Linked DNA regions of Homo sapiens: region 1 is linked to region 2. Evidence: read pairs that join two places in POLR2A ChIA-PET (ENCODE). Cell type or tissue: GM12878. All regions are shown on one strand.

Region 1 (4,000 bases), 100 kb before region 2:
GCAGCATCAAGCTTGTGACTCACAGTCAGGGTTAGGAAAATGCCTTTTAACTTGTTTGTCTCTGCCTCTTTTAAACATTAAAGGCACAACTGTACTAATTATTAAGTATTTCATAAGGTCTTTTAGGGCTTATAAGATCTTTTAGGAATGGCCTGGAAGTTATTAGTACTGTTTCATTGAATCTGAATACCTTTAACATGATAATGAGAAGTTTTTAAAGGGTGGTTTTATAGTTAAACGGAATTTCTCAAATTGGCTTGCTCCTTATGTTGATTTATTTAGGATCACATTTGGGAGTTTCTCTGCCCTACTTTCAATGTATTTAATTTACTGACCATCACTATTTGGGGGGAAAATGTTATATGATATTTAGAAACCAAGAGTTTTGGAGTTTTTCCCCCATTAGATGTATTTATTTATTTATTTATTATTTTTTAAAGACAGGGTCTTGCTCTGTCACCCAGGCTGGAGCACAGTGGCATGATCCTAGCTCACTGTATTCTTGAACTCCTGGGCTCAGACTGTCCTCCCACCTCAGCCCAAGTGGCTAAGTATCAAGTAAGAATCACCTGGCAAATTCCAAGGCTGTATACCAGATTTCCTAAATTAGAATTTTGGGGTTGGGTATCTGAATTTTAGTAAAGCCCTCCAAATGTTTCTGGTATTGCTTCTAAGAACAATTGATAACATAATAGCTGTGGCCATTATAGGGGTATTCTGTCATATTTAGATATAAGCATACCTTGTTTTATTGTACTTCCCAAATATTGCGTGTTTATTTTGTTTTGTTTCACTTACAAATTGAAGGTTTGTGGCAACCCTATATTAAGCGAGTCTGTCAGTGCCATTTTTCCAACAGCTTGTGCTCATTTTGTGTCTCTGTGTCACATTTTGGTAATTCTCTCAATATATCAAACTTTTTCATCATTTTTGTATCTGTTACGACCAGTGATCAGTGATCTTTGATTTTTTCTTTTTTTTTTTTTTTTTGAGACGGACTTTTGCTCTGTCACCCAGGCTGGAGTGCAGTGGTTCAATCTTGGCTCACAGCAACCTCTGCCTCCCAGGTTCAAGCAATCCTCCTGCCTCAGCCTCCCCAGTAGCCGGGCCTACAGGCGTGTGCCACCACGCCTGGCTAATTTTTGTATTTTTAGTAGAGATGGGGATTCCCCATGTTGGCCAGGCTGGTCTCGAACTCCTGACCTCAGGTGATCCGCTCACCTTGGCCTCCCAAAGTGCTGGGATTACCGTGCCAGCCTGATGTTACTATTTTAATTGTTTTCAGGCACCATAAACCTCACCTGTATAAGGCACCGTACTTAATTGATAAATATTGCGCATGATCTGACTGCTCTTCCAACTGGCCATTCCCTGTCTGTCTCCCTCTTCCTGGGACTCTCAAATCCCTGAGAGACAATAATATTAAAATTAAGCTAATTAATAACCCTACAGTGGCCTCTAAGTGTTGAAGTGAAAGAGTTGCATGTCTCTCACTTTAAATAAAAAGCTAGAAGTGGCTAAACTTAGTGAGGAAGGCACATCAAAAGCCAAGACAGGCCAAAAGCAAGGACTCTTGTACTAAACAGCTAAATTGTGAATGCAAAGGAAAAGCTCTTGAAGGAAATAACTAGTGCTACTCCAGCAAACATGTGAATGATCAGAAAGTGAAACAGCCTTCTTGCTGATACGAAGAAAGTTTTAGTGGTCTGGACAGAAGATCAAACCATTCACAACATTCCTTTAAGCCAAAGCTTAACTCTCTTCAATTCTATGAAGGCTGTGAGAGGTGAGAAAGCTGCAGAAGAAAAATTGGAAGCTAGCAGAGGTCGGTTGATGAGGTTTAGGGAAAGAAGCCAGCGCTGTAACATAAAAGTGTAAGGTGAAGCAGCAAGTGCTGATACAGAAACTGCAGCAAGTTATGTAGAAGATCTAGCTAAGATTACTAAATAATAGATTTTCCATGTAGATGAAAAAGCCTTTTGTTGGAAGAAGATGCCATCTAGGACTTTCATAGCTAGAAAGGAGTCAATGTCTGGCTTCAGAGGACAGGCTGACATTCTTGTTAGGGGCTAATGTAGTTGGTGACTTTAAGTTGAAGCCAGGTCTCATTTACCACTCCAAAAATCCGAAGACCCTTAAGACTTATGCTTAATCTACTCTGCTTGTACTCTAGAAATGAAACAACAAAGCCTGGATGACAGCACATCTGTTTATAGTATGCTTCACTGAATATTTTAAGGCCACTGTAAAGACCTGTTCAACTGCTCAGAAAAAAATGATTACTTTCAAAATATTGCTGTTCATTGACAGTGCACCTGGGCTCACCCAAGAGCTCTAATGGAATTGTACAACAAGATGGATGTTGTTCTCATGCCTGCCAACACATCATCCATTTGTAGCCCATGAATCAGGGAGTGATTTCAAGTTTCAAATCAGTACATTTTGTAAGGCTATAGCTGCTATAGACAGTGATTGCTCTGGTGGACCTGGGCAAAGTAAATCAAAAACCTTCTGAAAAGGATTGGCCATTCTAGATGCTATTAAGAATTTGTGATTCGCAGGAGGAGGTCAAAGGATCAACATTAGTAGCAGTTTGAAAGAAGTTGATTCCAACAGTTATAGATGAATTTGAGGGGTTCAACACTTCAGTTTAGGAAGTCACTGCAGATGTGGTAGAAACAGCAAGAGAACTAGAATTAGAAGTGGAGCCCGAAAATGTGACGGAATTGCTGCAATCTCATGAGAAAACGTGAATGGATGAGGAGTTGCTTCTTATGGACAAATGAGCAAATAAATTTTTTTCTTGAGATGGAATCTACTCCTGGTGAAGATTCTGTGAACCTTGTTGAAATAACAACAAAGGATTTAGAGTATTACATAAACTTAATTGGTAAAGCAGCAGCATGGTTTGAGTGGATTCATTCCAGTTTTGAAAGAGTTTCTACTGTGGGTAAAATGCTATCAAACAGCATCTCGTGCTACAAAGAAATCTTTTATGAAAAGAAAAGTGAAACTTCATTGTTGTCTACTTTAAGAAATTGCCACAGCCACCCCACCTTCAGCAACCACCTCTCTGATCAGTCAGCAGGCATCAACACTGAAGCAAGACCCTCCACAAGGAAAAAGATTACAACTCACTGAAAGTTCAAATGATTGTTAGCATTTTTAAGCAATATTTTAAGATTAAGGTAAATACATTTTTAAAGACACAATGCTATTGCACACTTAATAGACTACAGTATAGTATAAATATAACTTTTATATGTAGTGGGAAACCAAAAAATTCGTCTGACTTGCTTTGTTGCAATATTCACTTTATTGTGGTCTAGAACCGAACCTGAAATATCTCAGAGGTATGCCTGTATTAATATTATTTTGCAAGTAAAAAACCCAGCATATAAAAAAAACGTAGAATATGTTGAGAGTTCAGTAATATGGATGAAAATGTTTTTCTCTAACTGAAGAACATGATAAATTATAATTAGGGAAGGATATAAACCAAGAAAATATGTCTGAGATAGCCAATTCTTGCAGTTCATAATATGAAAACTCATTATACCAATCTCAGTAAGAATACTTTTAATAGCTGTTATTTCTTTGGGATATAGAATTTATAAAGTACACAGTAATCTTCTTATGATCAATCCTAGGATCACTTTACAACCACTTACCCCATATTACAATGTAGTACCAAGACAAGCAGACCAAATTATAGAAGGACAAAGTTTTTGCTAAGCATATTTTGTCATCAGCATACCGCATTGTGTGTGCATGCATGTGTGTGTTTGTGCATGTGTGTGATTGTATAAAATATTAGAAAGCCACCCCAGAAAAGTTAAATGACTAGGAATGTTGTGAAGGGATTAAGCTACCCCTAAAATTATATAACAAAACTCTCTTCATCTATTATTAGGTCATCTTTAGAACATCTTCTCTTAAATTTGTTATAGGTCTCTCTCATCTGTTTGGATTAAAATTGGTCTGAAAGCCTAAAATGGCT
Region 2 (4,000 bases):
TGCTCTCTATAGAGAGAGTTGTTTCTCGTTTCTGTTTCTCTTCTCTTCTGCCTATTAAACCTCTGCTCCTAAACAATAAATAAATAAATAAAATAGAAAAGATTCACACCATCATTTTAAATAAAACAAGCAGGCGGGGCACGGTGGCTCATGCCTGTAATCCCAGCACTTTGGGAGGTCAAGGCAGACGGATCACTTGAGGCCAGGAGACCAGCCTGGCCAACATGTCCAAACCCTATCTCTACTAAAAATATAAAAACTTGCCAGGTGTGGTGACACATGCCTGTAATCCCAGCTACTGGGGTGGCTGAGGTGGGAGAATTGTTTGAACCGGGCGGTTGCAGTGACCCAAGATTGTGCCACTGCACTCCAGCCTGGGCAACTGAGACTGTGTCTCAAAAAACAAAACAAAACAAAACAAAACAACAACAACAACAACAAAACCCAGTGAACAATGATCTCAACTATGTTTTTTCAATGTATGATTTATATAAAGTTCAAAAGCAGGCAGGACTAATCTAAGGTGTTAGAAATTAGGATGTTGGTTACCCTACAGGAGGGGTATTGATTGGAAAGAGCAAGAAGGAGGGGCTTGTGGAATGCTGATACTGTTATGTTTCTTAATTCTAGGTGCTGGTGATATGGATGTGTTCAGTTTGCAAAAATTCATTGAGTTGATTTGTGTATATGCATAAATGTATATATATATATATATATATATATATATGTTATATAAAGGGCCTATGTTATACTTTTAAAAATAGAAAAAAATTATGCATAGAAGAAACCTAGTGGTTTTAATTTCTTCTTTCTAGTTTCCATGTAATGGAGGGGCCACAGATGATATTTTTGTTTCTTCTTTTTACTTCTCTATTTTTCCCTAAAATAGACATGTATTAACTTCATAATGGACAACAAACTAGCAGTTGATCTTATTAATAGTTAACTATCAGAATGACAGGTATGCATGACAATTCTTTGGAGTTGAAAGGAAAAAGAACTGAAGATAAGCGGCAGGAATCTGGAAGCCTTCATGGGAGTAGGAGGTGGGATCTTCAGCACTGGAAGGAAGAAACGGGAAAATGTGGATGGAGGATTCCAAGCCAGGGAGATCATTTGAGCTCATCTTTGAGGCAGGAATATGATAGACAGTATTGCTTTGGTGATTGAGCATCCATCCTCCCTTCTTCTAGCAATACCACCTCGATATTCCTTTGGAGAAATGACCCCCCCCCCAACCACCAACCATTCTTAGTATATATGTGATGACCTGCTCTATGAGGAGGCAGATTAGTCAGCATATTCCATCTCATTAAATCAGGGACGGTCATGAGACTCGAGCTGGTCCAGGGGAAAGCCCAAAACTTTTGCTGAAAGTTTTGGGTCAGTGAGACTCACTGAGGTAGCTTAGCTGATAGGGTGCAGGCCTGGAGCTGCTGGGAGCGATGCTAGTACAGTCAGGGGAAAGGCTGAGGCTAAGAGATGAAGAGAGGGAGATCCCTGAGGATATCATGGAGCACCTGCAAACAGCCCTGTCTGAGCACAATTATGTCTGGTCTTTTCACTTATGTGGACCAATAAAATCCTTTTCATTGAAGCCATTCTGAGTTGTGTTTCTTTCACTGGCAACCAAAGAGTATCAGTAAGTAGCATACCAAGAGCAGGGTGGTATGCTCATCATTATACCCTGCATCATCAGTCCACCCTGCAGGGAGGAGTGTTTTATCATAACCTTGTTTAGAATCACCAGCTCGTAATAAGAAGGACACCAGCCTTTAGTTGATTTTATCTGTTTAAATTCTGTATAGACAACACACCTCCTTACTGCCAGCCCAGGACACACTGCTCCCACTCTCTCCTCCCGCCCTGTCCCTACCATTCCCCAACTCTGCCTTGGTCTGACAAATGCAGTAGAAGGAAGAGGAACTTTAGATTTTGAATCCATATGATCTCAGACAGACTAATTCAATCACTTCATCTTATCAGTGAGAAACCGAAACTCGAAGGAGGGAATATATTTGACCAAGGTCTAACTTGCACTTGTCCACAATGCAGTAAGAATGAGAAGCATAGTGCCTGGGAACCTGTGAAACAGATGACCAAGACTCAACAGAAACCCTTTGTGGGCCTGGCGCATTTCTGCTCCTAGGGCTTTTGCTATCCACTGGATGTGGGTATGGGTAGGGAACTTTCTCATCTACTGCTTTCATGCTCAAAAATTTGGCAACTGCCATCAGTTTCAAAGGACTGGCCTATTTTTATGCAAAGATACTGGCACTTGCCTGGGTCCTTGTTTTAAACACAACTGAGTAGTGGGGTTGGAGAAGTAGAAACCTCACCAAATGCCAGGTGGCACCTCACACTGGCACACACCATCTTATGATCTGGCCTCCCAGAGGGGCTTTTGTGATGGAGAAGCTACAGGGACTGCTCCTGAGACAGTTGAGAGAGGGGCCCACCGGCAGTTACAGGTTCACATGTGTTGATGAGGGATAAGATTCTAAACCTGCCCCTCCTCTGTCACAAAGTTAGATGACTGGGAAACAATCAAATCCCCACTGTATTTCCCATCCCCCCAAAACATCTTTCCCCAGAGTTGCCCTTCCCCTTGGTTAGTTGTAAAGCAAACAGAAAGGCCAGCCTCCCCCATTTCTGCCCATATTCATTATTTTTGTCTTGCTAGGTAATGAACTGCTGAAGTAAGTTACCTGGGACAAGAAGGAAAGGGTGGAGAGGGAAGAAAGTCCTGTACTGTGTTATAAGGTCTATTTTCTGTTGACCACCTGGCCTTAGATGCCTGTTTATAAGCAAGGTCCAGTATCTGAAAGATACAGGTTCAAATCTGAGCTCTATCAGTTACAGACTTTGTGACTCTGGGCAAAAACTCCATGCTTCTGTTTTCTCATCTGTAAAATGGAGATCATTATATCAACTTCATATGGTGCTAGAGTGAAATGAAGACAGTGGTTCTCTCTTCAGTGTTCATGAACCACAGATAAGTTCCTTTCCCACATTTTCACAGTCATAGGATCCAGTAAGGAAGGCCCGAGTGATACTTGCTGGGTCACTGAGCTGGTGATGCCTGGGCTCAGCTCCAGACATGCTGGGTCCCAGGCCTGAGCTTGTGTCTTCAAACTAGGAATACATCAATTACTTAATTATTGCTGGTACAAAACAGGGTCTAAGGAAGGCCAGGCTCAAGAGCACAGTTAAAAAAGAAATCCCCTCCACAGCTGCCCTTGCCCTGGTTGGGGTGGAGGCCAGCAGGCCCCTCATTGCCAGGTAGGAAGCATTAGATACGCCTGATGAGCTAGAAGCTTTCTTTTTTAACAATGAAGTAGAGGCAAGGTGTTCTAACTCCCCGTCCAGAGAAGAGGCAGGAAAGCTAGAACTTGCAGTGAATAGTCCTTTAGTCATTTATAAAGAATCTTCCAAACTATTCCTGGGCCAGGAAAGTCCCTCTATTAGGCTTCTTCAGCAGGACATGGCTAGCTACCTGTCTTGCCAGGGAATTTTCTCATTCATTGTTTAAGTCTGGAGTGGTCAGTGAGAGGAATGGTTTTTTGTCCTACTTTTCTGGTCCAAGGGAAGAGGGCACCTCAGCAATAAGCCTCTTCATGGATGGAGACATCTTTAGGTCACAGCTGAAATGCAGCTCCCCTTTGGAGCAGTCTCTGACCCACCCCCCACACTCTCATGGCACCATGAATATCTCCTTCACAGCTCTCACATCTTTCATTTTTGTTAATTTCTTTATTTGTGCACATTTTACAAATGCAAATAATTCCTTTCATGACTATCTTCTCTACAGGACCATGAGTGTTAACAGAGCAGGAAGAGGGTCTATCTTAATTATAACTCTGTAGCCCCAGGAGTTAGCATATCGCCTGGAACCTGGTAGATGCTAATAAGTGTGTGTTGAATGAGTCTCATGCATGCACCTATGGGTGAATGGATGTGTAACCCAGGCTCTGCTGCTCCTGGTTATAGATAGTTGGGT

What was found. Peaks named below come from ENCODE experiments on the same cell type or tissue, not always from the same donor. Only the 100,000 strongest peaks of a DNase experiment are listed, where the experiment ranks them.
Region 1: POLR2A ChIA-PET joins it to region 2 with 6 read pairs; 4 of 35 experiments call an interaction of 5 or more read pairs at or near these places.

What each region holds. Positions count from the first base shown.
Region 1 is chr5:143,351,913-143,355,912 of GRCh38, reverse strand. The region is part of intron 2 of NR3C1 (nuclear receptor subfamily 3 group C member 1); the gene reads left to right. Among named protein-coding and RNA genes, the nearest start is that of NR3C1, 50 kb to the left of the region's middle. RefSeq lists enhancers at 1,736-1,815, 3,026-3,095. In GM12878, no CTCF peak of the experiment used is centred here; a DNase peak (open chromatin) is centred at 1,628; H3K4me3 peaks cover 2,151 bases; H3K27ac peaks cover 1,732 bases.
Region 2 is chr5:143,249,485-143,253,484 of GRCh38, reverse strand. No RefSeq gene overlaps it. Among named protein-coding and RNA genes, the nearest start is that of ARHGAP26-IT1, 59 kb to the right of the region's middle. In GM12878, no CTCF peak of the experiment used is centred here; a DNase peak (open chromatin) is centred at 2,117; H3K27ac peaks cover 1,829 bases.